Regions from separate parts of the Mus musculus genome. Here region 1 is linked to region 2. Evidence: chromatin loops called from intact Hi-C (ENCODE). Cell type or tissue: heart. All regions are shown on one strand. Links, peaks and the distances in the headings refer to the core of each region. The heading gives the core; the rest is flanking DNA.

Region 1 (6,789 bases), core at 1,504-4,003, 170 kb after region 2:
ACTTTAAAGTTGCTACAGGCATTACTTAAGATATTCCAGGCTATTAGGATGAAATGAATGGGGCTGGCGAGATGGCTCAGTGGTTAAGAGCACTGACTGCTCTTCCGAAGGTCCTGAGTTCAAATCCCAGAAACCACATGGTGGTTCACAACTATCCGTAATGAGATCTGATGCCCTCTTGTGGTGTGTCTGAAGACAGCTACAGTGTACTTATTTATAATACTAAATAAATCTTTGGGCCGGAGCCAGCAGGGACTGAGCAAGTGGGGCCAACCAGGGCGAGCAGAAATCTAAAATTAAATTTCCAACAACCATATGAAGGTTCACAACCAGCTGTACAGCTACAATACTCATGTACATAAAATAGATCTTTAAAAAAAGAGAGAAATGAATGTATTTTGTACATGAGAATGACATAAATTTAGGAGTTTAGTGGGGGGACAAAATGCTCTGGCTTGATTATTTTCACTATCCTAAAATGTACATCATAAAACTTCAATCCTGAAGGCAGTGGCATCAGGAAGTGAGGTTTTGTGAGGTGACCATGCTCATTATAAGAGACTCCAAGGAACAACAGAGTACCTTCTGCCCTGTGCGCACACAGCAGGAGGCACCTGTGTGACCCAGAGAGCAGGCCTCACCAGACAGGAATTTTGCTGATGCCTTGATTGCTGACTTCTCAGTTTCCAAAATCTAGAGAAACAAATCTTCCCTGTTAACAGCCTGAACAGACCAAGGTGGGAATCCTGAATGATGTGTGTGTGTGTGTGTGTGTGTGCATGCGCGCACGCTACATCAAACCCCAGAAGGGGCAGATGGAGAGATGGTTTAGCATGTAAGGGCTAGGCTCACAATTGAGGGGCCAGAAGGTGTTCTGAGGGGTGGGAAGCCCCAGAAGAACAAGCCTAGACAAGAGGTCATTCAGGGCTGTGTCCTCTCAGCACCTCCATTCTAGATAGACAGAAAGGCAGGTGGACAGATGGACCGACAAACAACAAACAGGCAGACACAGCTCCTGGGGAAGGAGGCTGTGTTAGTTTGCTTTCTTTTGCTGTGATGAAGGCTTTGATCTAAAGCAACTTGGAAAGGAAAGGTTTTGTTTATTTGGGCTTACAGATTAGAATCCATCAGCAGAGGAAGTCAGAACAGGAACTCAAGCAACCACAGAGGCAGGAACTTCTGGAGGAGAACTGATTACTGGCTTGTTCTCTGTGGCTCATGGCTTGCTCAGCTTGCTTTTTATGTAGCTTAGGACCACCTGCCTAGGAGATGCCATTGCCCATAGTGGGATGGAACCTCCCTCCCACATATTAAACATGAATTAACAAAACGCCCCAGAACTTGCCTACAAGGCCAATCTGATGGAGGACATCCCTCTACTGACAGAGCCTGGGGTGGAGTAGGGGGACCCAAACTCTGGCCCGTGAGAGCACAATTCACAAGAAATCCTCTGTAAAGGTAAAGGAAAGTGAAAAGAGAAATATGTGTATGGGTGGCTGTGAGAGGATGCGCTTCTAGCCAGAAGATCTTATGGCTCCAGCAGAGAGGGAGAAGCCCAAAATGGAGACCCCCCTCAGGACAGAAAGACCTCCATTTTTGTTCTCCGTGCGCATCCCATATACCCCTGACTTCAGACTGGTAGAAGTGCCATGGGGGTCACGTGAGCCAGAACAGGGACATCAGTCAGCTCCTTGCTAGGCTCCTGGGTTCCTGACTAGGACACTTTACTTCTCTGACCCTCGGACTGGTCATCTGTGAAGTGGAGGTGGTGATAACACAAGGTGGTCTGAGAAGGAGAACTCATATTGGCCAGCGGCCCAAAGGTTATTTAAAAGCACCTCTAACCCTATTCACTGACTCGATGGTCAGTGTTCTCTGCAGGCAGAGTCAGCCTGGTGCCTCTGCTCATGCGGGTCCTGTCAGGGTTGTTCTTCAGCTGGTAAAACGCTGTTCACATTCCAAGGCTTCCCTCCTATGTCAGATCCTCTGTAAAACCTCTACCTCCCTGCCCAGAGGAGGTCAGCATCACCTTCCGCCCTTATCAGCAGGGTCAAAAGCTGCCCAGTCTGTGGACCGAAGGGTCTGGGCAGGAGTTGTGTTGGTTGAATACTTACCTAGCATTCTGCCTTTCTGCCTCTAACACAGAACTGGCTGGCTAAGCACCTGTGAAATGCCCACAGGATAGATAGAACACCTTCCCCTCGTCCTGACAAGTCCCTCGGCCTTCTTAGGGAAGGAAAGATCAATGGCCCTGCATTTCTTTCTCCTCTGCTACATGAATTCTTCTGTTTGGTTTAATTCCAAAGAGACTGGCAGTCAGTCCCCAGAAGCTAAACTCAGACCCCGATGGGATTCTGAGGGTCCCTTACTGAGAAAGAGTGGCTAAGGATACCAAAGGCACAGCTGGGAAGGAAGCAGGCTATGTGTGGTATATCACCTGATCTCACTTCAGCTGGCCATAAATGGCCAGTGTCTCTCTTCTCCAGCTGTGCACAGCTGGCCTGTTTCCTTTGCCAACTGGTCCTTTTCTTCACTCTCAAACGAGCCAGGCCTCTCATAGGACATTAGATGTGTGTTGAACACAGTTGGGGATAAGGAAATGTGAGTTTGAGCTGCCCTCTGCTGGCCACTCCTGGGAACTACCCTTTCTCTGATGATGGAAGCTGCTTTCTGTAAGTTAACCCACCCAGCCCCAGCACTTTGTCTTACAGCTCTCATTTTGACCTTTTGGATGGAGTTTAAACTCTCTGGCCTGGATAAATTGGACCTAGGTCCAATGTCCCTTTCCAAGCAATCACTCCTCCTTCACATGCTGATCCATGAAATTTGACCCTAGGCTGTATGAGCTAGATCTCCACTAACAGTGTCCTCCATGGTCCTCCATGGTGAGGACTGGTTCAAGTTTTGCCTCTTCTCAGCTATACTGAAAGCCAGTTGCACTGGAGGGTGTACACACAGGCTCAGGGTTTGAGCATGTTCCTGTAGGACCTAGTCTAGTCGTGAAAGGAAAGCATATTCCAGCTTTTTCCATTTCTAGCTCCACCCCCACTGGCCCCTGAGTGGCTTCATTGTGCAGCCTGGTAGAGTCCTTCCAAAAGAGGTGGCATGACTGTCAGGCAGGTTTCTGATCATTCCCAGACCTCTTGACCTTGCAATAGTTACTGGCTGTCAAGGAGAGTCAGGGGTAAATCCTCAGGCATGTAGCCTTCTCACCTTCTCTCTATATGCATTTGAGACAAGGTTTCTTTGTGTAGCTCTGGCTGTCCTGGAACTAGCTCTGTAGATCAGGCTAGCCTTGAACTGACAAAGAGCCACCTGCTTCTGCCCCCCCACCCCCAGTGCTGGGACTAAAGGCGTGTGCCACCACTGCCCAGCTTTAAAAAATATTTTTAAAGCAGATCTCTTAGTCAAAGTTCTGGTGCTGTGGAGAGACTCTGTGACCATGGCAACTCTTATAAAAAAAAGCATTTAATTGGGACTAAGTTACAGTTCAGAGGTTTAGTTCACTGTCATTGTGTCAGGAAGCATGGTGGCATGTAGGCAGACATGGTGTTAGAGAGGAGCTGAAAGTTCTATATCCAGATCTGCAAACAGCCGAAAGAGAGACAGAGACACAGAGACAGAGAGAGACAGAGAGAAAGAAAGGCACACAGAGACATAGAGCAACAGAGACAGACAGATACACACATACAGAGTCAGAAACAGAGAGATACAGACACAGAGAGGAGAGAGACAGAGACAGAGAGACAGAGAGAAAAAGAGGCACACAGAGACACAGAGCAACACAGATGCACACACACACAGATAGAGTCAGAAACACAGAGAAATACAGACACATACACACAGAGAGAAGTGGAGGGAGGGAGGGGGGAGGAGGGGAGAGACTAGGCCGGGCTTGAGCATTTGGAAGCTCAAAGCCCACCCCTAGTGACAAGCTTTCTCCAACAGGGCCACACCTATATAGGGGCACTCCCCGACCTCCCAAAGGCTAGTAGCCCTATCAGAATGCAAAAATGCACTCAGGTGCCACAGTCTAGAACAGAGTCGATACTGTTTAAAAGTCCAAAGTCTCTTCTGAGTCTCATGACAATCTCTTAACTGTAATCTCCTATAAAGGCAAAGCTAGAGCAGATTAAGTACAGTACACAGAATACACATTACGACTCCCAAGGGGAGGGAAGAGGGCACAGTGAGGAGACCCTGGACCAAAACAAGACGGAAAGCAGCTGGGTAAACTCTAAACTCTGCATCTCCATGTCTAATGTCAAAGCGCTCGCTCTTCAGATCTCCAAACCCTTTCAGCTTTGTTGACTGCAACACACTTCTCTGGCTTGGGCTGGTTCCACTCCCTGTTAGCAGCTCTCCTTGGCAGGTATCCACAACTCTGGCATCTCCAACATCTTGGCGTCTCCAAGGTATCCAGGCTTCACCATCATAGCTTTACGCAGAGGCTTCTCTGGGTCTCCATGCAGGGACATCCCTGGTACACATCTGAACTCAGTGGCTCAGTCTCGGAGGGAGAGTCCAGAACCATGTGGCTGAAGCTGCCAAGTTCTGCTGCTTGCTGGGACTGGAACATGGCCTCCTTGTTCAAATATATTTCCATCAGCTTCCTGATTTGGGTGGTTTCCTTCACTCACTGAGCTTGGCTGTCCTGGAACACTCTCTCCAGACCCCCCTGCCCCCTCCCAAGTGCTGGGATTAAAGGTGTGTGCCACAACACCTGGCCCTAAATTTTTTTAAAATTTCTTTTCCCAAGCTGGAAGCTTAAGCTGGGTGGAGTCTTTCCCTGGCGTCACCGCTCCCTTTATTACATTTGCATCAGCTTTTCTTTAATCTGTTTATCTCCTTGAACACTTAGTTTCATCGCACTCCCTGGTGCCCCCCCCCCCTCCTCAAGTTTGCTATAGTTATGAATCGTAATGTAAGTGCCTAGTTTCCAGTGGTCTTAGGCGACCCCTGTGAAGGGGTCCTTTGACCTCCAAGGGCGCGGGGGGGGGGGGGGTTGAGAATGGCTGTTTTAATTCTTCAAGACTCAGATTCGAGATATACACCTAATATACCTCCTATATACTTATAGCAGGCATTGACAATAAAATACAATGTCTATCAAATACATCACAGCTCCAAGCCGAGGGATATTCAGGAAAGAGTAGCTGCCATGAGTGATACACAGGGGGAATTTACAAAGTTTCCAGAATCTTCTGAGCCTGATAGCATTCCCCTCTGAAGTCCTCTTGGTCCTAGACACAACAGTGTCATTACCAGTCACAGGAGCATATCCCAGCAGGCCTTAGAAGATGATGCAGTTCCTACCCGTACCTGAACAGCACATAGGCTGAGAGACACCAGCTCTCTAGTGTCTGCTTCCAAGGAGTGATGTTCTCCAGACAGACTCCACAGTCCAGCATTGCTGACCCCACAAAGCCCTCAGATCTTCCCTCAAAGTCCAGCTTGCTAGCAGGAGGAAGGGACAGCTTAGCAGCCTCCCTGTACCTGTGCCCCACGCTACTGGTTCCTGCAGCTCTACCTGGCAGTGCCAGAGGGGATGGGTAGGATGGGCTCTGCATGGGGCTTGGGAAGGCTCAAACTGAACCGCATGGCTCCCCTCTCTGCATATGGGAGCTCCTAAACCCCAGATCCACACAGGCAGTCTTGAAAGAGGCCGTTCAGTGAGGTGGCTGGCCTTGGTCTTAGTTTCCTCGTCTGTACTATTAACAGGGTGAGCTGGCACCTCCTGCTGACAGCCAGTGGTTCTACCTTCACCTCGCCTTCCTTCGCTACAATTCACCTACTAGCCAGCAGAGGGAGCTCGCACATCTCTGCAAATAACCAAGGTTCTATGCGTTAGGGCTTGCCTGGGGTCTAAAGTACCTTAAAGGACCAGCGCTGTGTAGGTGTGTGACAAGTTTAAATACAGAGCCTAGCTAGGCCACAGGTCACATATTCTGTAAATAGTAGCTGTGCCTGTCAGCATTTTGTAGACGAGGACACAGGCTCTGAGAGTTCAAAGGGGCCCACCTTTGCTATCTGTGAGCACCCTATCTGAGAGAGTGCTGTAGGGAGTCAGAAAGAGAAGAGCAGTGCTCGCCCTAAGGTGCTTTCGAGCCCAGATGGCCACATTTAGTAAAAACTGATGGGCCAGCACAATCTGCTTTGAGTCCCCAAGGCCATGACTCTGCCAGAAGCTGGGCTCCACTCAGGGTGTCACAGCTGCCCATTCAAGCCCTAGGATTGTCAGCCTCAAGAGTGACAAACCCCAGAGACCTGCAGGGCTCTGGATCCAAGCACACCCTAAGAGACGTGTTCCACGGCTGTTATCTTCCATCAGGCCTTGTCTGGGAATCCTGCACAGGGCTCATGGAGCAGGGCTTTCAATGGCCTGGGTTCTGGGTTCTTTTCTGAGGCCTATAACAGCAGGCTATGAAGGAACAGCCACAAGCCACGCTTATCATACCTATTCTTTTTTTTTTTTTTCTTTATGGAAAATTTATTGCAACTCTCCAACATGGAATTATTTTTTCTTTTCAACATCTTGCTCTGCAGCTCCCTTCGCCCTTTTTGCTCGGATGCCAAAGAGTCGGGCATTGGGTACGGGCCATTCGGAGACTGGCAAAAGCCTTAAAGTTCTTCTCTTCTTCTGTGATAACTCTGGCCTTTTCCTTTTTGTACACATTCCGGATGGGCATCACGGGTCCTGTCAGCTTAAGTTCTTCAGCAGAACTGTCTCCCTTCTTCGGAGCAGAAGGCTTCCTGGGGAACAGGATGAGCTTGGAGCGGTACTCCTTC
Region 2 (6,789 bases), core at 2,142-4,641:
ATGTCTACTAAGAGACAAGACTATGGTTCTTTTCATGTTCTTCTGGATGTTAGGATGTTTTACAGAGTTGCTTATGATAATCTGTATCACTAATTATCTTAGCCTTCAAAGTTAACAATACTTTCCCATTATTTCTTAAGTTTTATCTTCTCAGTAGTTGGCATTTATGACTCTCTACAAGTCACAACAAATGCTCACTGAAAAGAGGGGACAGGGCCAGCAAGATGCTCAGCAGCAGGTAAAGACATTTGCTGCCAAGCCTGACAACCTGAGTTTGATCGGATTAGACTCATGGAAATTATACTGACTCCTCTGTGCACACATGTCCTCCCTCCATAAATTAATATATGAAAATATTTTAAGGAGGGAGTAAAATATACTTTAAAAAATTACTGTTACTATCTTAAGTTCCAAATATCTCTGGCATCACCTGTTCCAAACAACAGACATTTATTAGGCAAATGCAGAAACTGAGGCACAAGAGTTATTCACTTAGGGGGATACCAATTAATAGTTGGCTTTCTGACTGCCAAATATTCAAGTCTTAAATCAAACCAACAAGCCCTGTAATATATAGTACTGGAGTAGACATCCAATATAAAACTGGCTATCATTTTAGTTAGAGAATAAGATATGCTTTTGCTTGAATGGGCATATAATATACTGTACCTCAAACAAAGCAAACAATAATTAAAAACTGGCAAGACAAGCATACTAGAAGCTGACTTGATGGAGAAGCTTTAAAGTCACCTATGGCCCCAGGAATGCCCTCAATTCCAGCGAGAGCTCAGTAATGGGAATGATCCAAAGATTACCTGGTCTACAGTCGAGCTGGGATCCTTTGGGATGACGGACTACATCATTTTAAAGAGACCTTTTCCTCACACTATTCAGTACCATGCCACCTGCACCCTCACCTTTTCTATACTTCATCACATTATCACCACATGGAAGAGGCTCAACAGTGACCTAAGTCAGAATATCGAGGAACTGAAATCCTGAGAGGGAATAAAAAACCAAAACCAGAGTACCCAGAATTTACTACATGACCTTGACTAGTCCTTAACTGGTCCATTAACTAAGTAAATGCTTCTTATCATCATCATTAAGGGAAGGTAATTAGTCATCATAATACATCTTAATACAAGTACAACGTACATACCACACAATAAAGCTCAAAGAACAAGATGAATAACATGAGGACACATACATTAGCAAATGGAAATTTACAACAGGGTCTTCCCACACGCCTGGCAGGACTTGCTTATTTTAGTTAATGGAATATGAGTCTCTAAAGTCATTAGCACTTGGCTTCACAATAATACTCATTTGTGATATTCCTTTCAGACAGAGGAAAAGGGATATTTACTGCTGTTGGCATTCAGCATCTCAGTTACTGGTTAGCCAGATTGCCAATTAATAATTGAGTACTACATTCAAGGGACAAAACTAGGCTCCATAACTAGGCTCCATAGATACAATGGTAACCAAGAGTCCTGGCCTCCAGGAGTTTACAATGTATAATACAGATTTTGGCTTATCAATATTGACTTGCAAGAATATAGTTACACTGAAAGAAAAAAATAAGGAACAATAAAAATGACTAAGACTCTCTGGAGTACCTAGACAAAAGAAGGTGGGCTTATGACAAGAGATAAGAGTCAGGGGGTTAGTCTATCAGTGTTTCCAATTCTCCACTTAACTCATCTGAGGTACTGCACGTATGCATTTTGCTTGTAAGAACTCTAACTTTGTATTCAAATAGTGCAGATTGCAAAAGGTCACTTCTCTAACAAAGCAGTTGGGGAATGAGAGCACTAAAAATGAGGTCAACTGGATCCCTTAGGATGGAGGGACCTTCTATAAACCTTTCAAAGGTGTTATTGGTGACATTCTCAATTTTGTGAGAAAACAGAGCTAAAGCACACAGCAATGACTTTTTTTTTTTTCCCCAAGACCAGTCAATTAGTTTCCTGGAGGAAAATAAATAAAGCCCTCTCAGGCACTGAGAGCAGCTTAACTAGTTCCAGTACAGGAGCCTTGGGGATTAACTGCTCTGCAAACCTTGCTCAGCTGAATCTATATCATCCTTGAACCCTACAAATACTGTAGGCAGGATTGATTGTGAAGAGACTTTATACAAGAGGAAACTATTTCAGAAAGGTCACCTCCTTGTTCCACTGCTAATTGGGTACCAGGTTAGAGGAAGGGTCAGCAAAGGTTCGACAGAAAGCACTGGAGACCCCGACCCTACCACTGAGAGAGCTAGTTAGACTCAGCCCTCCATAGATCACCTTTTCCAAGAGCCATAGAAGGATGTCCTTTGAGCTCAACCCCCAGCACAATAGGCTGAACTTGTAAGTGCAGTAAAGAATGAGCAATCATTTCTTCCCACCCACCTCCCCAACCCACCCAAGCTCCTTTCTGGAGGGATGTCTAAGTGATCTATTCACATGACTGCGATCAACCTGCATCCATGACAGTGTCTACTGTCACCAACCTCTAAATTTTCCTTTCTCACATACTTCCTAGCAGGTGGAAGACTGCACGGCGATTACCATTTTGCCTTTCCATCTCTTGTTGCTTTTAGAACCGTCAGCTGCATAAACCAGTTCATACGATTCTTTCCTCTTGCCTCTAAGCGATCACGCAGTTGTTGGTCGAACGGCCAATTCTCCCCCAAGAAGATGCTTTGAAAAAGAGCTGCCTGATTTCCCCCACTCACCTGAGGGGAAATTTCCTGCACAACCTCATCCCCTGGACAGGTCACAGGGGTCAGCTGAGTCGCTCACCCCCTCCCAATCTCGTCTTCAAGGCCCTCCATCCAGGAAAAGTCAGTCGCGAATTTAAGGCCTGGCCCTGTCGGGCTTCAGTAAGATCCAGGAGGACTCCGGCCGAGGGACAAAGAAAAGCGAGGTCAGAGCGGCCTCTTTGGCTCCAGCTAGGCCCATCGCCGCTCACCGGCCACCCACTACATCGTGTCAATGGTCCTGAGCACCCCAAACCCTAGCCCTAAGTCCCGAACTACCCGAGTCCGGGCCCGGGGCTTGCTCGCGCCCCTTCCTCGAGGGCCCTCGCCGCCACCCAGAGCCCCGCACCTTCTTGGGAGCCTTGGTGACCGTGGCCATGAAGGAGTACTTCTCGGCGTCCTCGATCTCCTTGGCCTGTTTCAGCTCCTCCCCGACACCGGGCAGCGGCATCGCGTCAGGCATCGACATCCCCCGGCCGGCCCGGCCCGCGGCTAACCCGCCGCCCCCGCCTCTTTCCCTCACGGGCGCCCGCCCGTCCGCGCGGCGCCCTCGGCCACGCGCTCGCCCGCCTTCCCGCCAGGCCCCGCGCCGAGCTGCTTGGGCTTCCGAAGGGCTGGGACCCGCGCGCGCGCGCCTCGTCGGCTCCGAGACCGGAGCCTGCCGGACAGCGACGGCGGCCACAGAACCAGAAGCAACAGCACGCAGCTCCGACCTGCCCGCGCAGCCACCTCCGCCACACGCAAGCACGCACGCAAAGTAAGGGTAGAGGGCGGAGACGCCACGTCAAGTACTGGCAGCCCCAAGGAGAGGGGGGCGGAAAGAGGCGGGGACAAATGGCGCGCTCTGGTGACGTCAACATGCTGGGCCGGGCCGCAGGAATCGCCCCTCCTTTCCTGCGCCTCGGTGATGAACGTCCCAGGGTGAGTAGTTGAACCTTGTCTGCCGCCAGGTGGTGCCATCAGCCCTATTGAGCCGAGTGTGACTCCTATAAAGATGCCACAAGACTAAGGGTCTTTGGACTACCAACTCCCCAGGAAACCTCAGCATGGGGAGGTGGCAGAGCATCGGGGATCGGGAAGATGGCATATCAAGAGCGATGCTTGGGAGCATAAACCAGAGTCCCACCGGACACATTTTACCCGGCCCTTTTTGGGAAAATTCAGTGTTAGAGACAGCCTACTCCCGGCCCACACCCTGGGCCCTTTGGGCCAGAAGTCCATTTCCAGGGGACAGTGTTTGCTTTTTTACTTCACAGGGGTGCAGAACAAGCTGAGAGCAGTCTGGTTTCTACACAACCCTTTATGACCTCCATCACCATCTCCTCCTGGGCCTTGTCTGTTTACAAGACCTTCAGGCTGCAGTGCTGATGTGAAGAGGTCATTAAGATAAGGTTGATGGGTTGGTCAGAGGGCAGAGAACAGGGCAGATTGAGAAAAAGTCCCAGCCAAATGGGTTCTCCTGCTCCATGCTCTCTAGGCAGTAGGCTCTCCCTGCCAGCTCCACTCTCAGTGAGTGTAGTGCAGAACGTTCAGTTTGGACTCGCACAGTTTCTGGATTCTACTGTGTACAGCCCCCGTATAAAGGCCCTGGGATGGTAGAGGTGCATGTGGCATATTTATGTTTTCCAAGAACCCATCCATTTGGGAAGGGAAAGCCTATTCGTAAGCTGGGGTCAACTGCGGTATCTTATCCTTTGAGAGTCATTCAAATGACATTGGCTCCAATTCCTATGTCCTGTGGAAAGTACAATGTTGTCCCCAGGATTTCTGTGAATTACTGAGGGGACTTAGGTTTTCATGGTCATCTCTGGCTCTAGTTTGCTGCCTCATCTGAAACATTACTCACTATTCCAGTCTTACAACTGTTTCTTTAGCTCTTGTAGTCACATCAGCCCCTTTCTCTTTCCAACTCTTACTCCTAAACCACAAAAAATGAGGCTATAACATGTAGCAGAACTTTTAATGAAGGTTTGTTGGTCAAAGGGGAGAGGTTACATCACATAGCAAACAGTCTACAATTACATTTCTGAAATGTTCCAAAAAGAGATTTCAGCCATCTATCTCACCATTGGGATTTCTCAATGACCACAATCTCCCTCAAAGCTCTCTAGTATACTCCGCATCTAGCTGTTTCCTGTGGCTCCTTTTTCATTCCTTTGCTTCACTCTTCTCTCTTGGGTGGACTCTGAGAAGCCAGATTCTTCCCCACTATGCTGAGAATAAGTCCTCCTGAGAGCCTTTCCACTAAATCCTCTCTAAGCTCATTCTTTTATATCCAGCACCTCACTGGGTTCTGGGTTGTTTGTGAGAGGGTCTCACTATGTAACCCAGGCTGGCTTTGATCTCTTATCCTGTGCCACCATTCCTGACCTTACCAGGTTTTAAAGACTCAACTTTATCAAGAAAAAAGGTGGTCTTAAAAGACACCAGCCCTACCCCAATACTGATTTGTGCTCAAGGTTGGGGAAGGTGTGAAATAGTTATTTCTGGACCCACTGAATTCTTCCTATAAGAAGCCTGTGGATGTTTGAAGAGGGCTGTTGAAGTACCTAGAAGGATTGCTATGTCTTAAAATGTTAGTGTTCTCTCATGTGCTCACTGTTCAGAGCAGTCAGACTTCTCTCCTTGGGAATTCTATGGCCACAGAGGGCAGAGAGATGAAACCAGAGTAGTAAGCACATCCACACAGGGCCAGGCGGCCACTCTCTCCTTAGAGCTGGGGCCTGCAACCACAACTGGCCCACTCGGGAGCTTTCATCTTTTTTATTTTGTCCACACTGTTATTGGAGCCCCATAGATTCAATTCACCTGAGTCTTTAGAAATCAGCTAAGAAACTCTAAGTCTCCTGAATTAAAAAAAAATATATGTGTCTTGAGACAAATTATTTTTAACAAGCTCTAGTGTATCTATATTTTGGATTTGACTTTTTTAAAGCAGTTTTTCTTCAGGTGCTTTGTACTTTCTCTGGGCATTTTAGCTTCGCTGTGAGCTTCCTGGAGATTGAAGAGTACATCTCTCATACTCCTTCAGAGTCAGGAGACAGAGGATTGTCCACAGGACCAGACCTAGAGGGAATACAACTTTATTGAGTGGCTTAGGTCGAGATGGAGACCAGCAAGTGACTCCACTTACCAGTGTGCCTTATTGGACAGGAGGCTGGTGGTTTGCTCTTGCAGGAGATGGACAAGGATGCTTAATCTAAAGGTGGAAAAGGCACCCCTGTGATACTAGAGAGGCAATAGGAACCAGTCCAAGGTCATAGCATTGTTGAAAAACAGCCACTGTAGAAGGCCCTGGTGGCCACCATGCTCCCCAGGTAGAGGCTGGAAATCAAAGTGCTTACCCAGCCAGGGAGTGTGACAGCATACCATCCATGAGAAACACTGTATGCTGCCTACCTCATGCCCAATCCCAAGACAGCCTCACGTGGTTCAACTGGAAACTGCCACTTCTGGATGCCAAGAAATGGCTTGTTTTTGCCTGTTCCCTCACCTGACACTACCTCTACCAGCAAGCAAGCTAATTCCTCAGGACACCACAAAGGCATCCAGACTAGAGACCCATCCCTGGGCCAGTGTTTGTGAAGAGGAGGGATCTAAGGGTAATGCTACTTGTTGTATGTGGTGGTAGAAAGTTTTCCAAAGGTCTGGAGATCAAAGAGAATCCTGCCCGAGAAAGGAGTGGTGGAAGGACAAAGGTGAATGAGAAGATCACATGACTAAAAGTGTAATAGTGTTGCAGTGTCTCACATGGGATTGTTATGATTAGTCAAATATACTTAGTCTACCCCAAAATTAATCGTATTCTTTATTTATAAAACAAAGTCATATACAGTGCGTGATGATCTGGCCAATGCTAGGTACTATACACCAGTGGTCCATGGGAGTATTATGGAGTCACATATGGGAGCACACACTTGTCATCCAAATAGTCAGGAGACTGAGACAGGAGGATTGCCAAGACTTCAAGACCAGTCTGAGCTACAGTGTGAGTCTGAGGCTAGCCTGGGATATGTAGTGAGACCTTGTCTCAACAAAGA

What was found. Peaks named below come from ENCODE experiments on the same cell type or tissue, not always from the same donor. Only the 100,000 strongest peaks of a DNase experiment are listed, where the experiment ranks them.
Region 1: a loop joins it to region 2, with 7 times the contacts of the local background. A loop is called at or near these places in 41 of 42 quality-filtered maps.

What each region holds. Positions count from the first base shown.
Region 1 is chr3:107,861,505-107,868,293 of GRCm38, forward strand. It overlaps the pseudogene Gm5075. Among named protein-coding and RNA genes, the nearest start is that of Eps8l3, 12 kb to the right of the region's middle. In heart, for the core only: a CTCF peak has its summit at 2,629 (motif pointing left); DNase peaks (open chromatin) are centred at 2,527 and 3,021; H3K27me3 peaks cover 170 bases.
Region 2 is chr3:107,693,060-107,699,848 of GRCm38, forward strand. Ahcyl1 (S-adenosylhomocysteine hydrolase-like 1) reads right to left here and starts at 3,501. Exons shown (of 17, transcript NM_145542.4): 1 at 3,099-3,501. The coding sequence starts at 3,218. It overlaps Gm40121 (a long non-coding RNA gene), which reads left to right and starts at 3,166. Exons shown (of 3, transcript XR_003954675.1): 1 at 3,166-3,670. In heart, for the core only: a CTCF peak has its summit at 3,690 (motif pointing right); a DNase peak (open chromatin) is centred at 3,562; H3K4me3 peaks cover 1,977 bases; H3K27ac peaks cover 1,897 bases.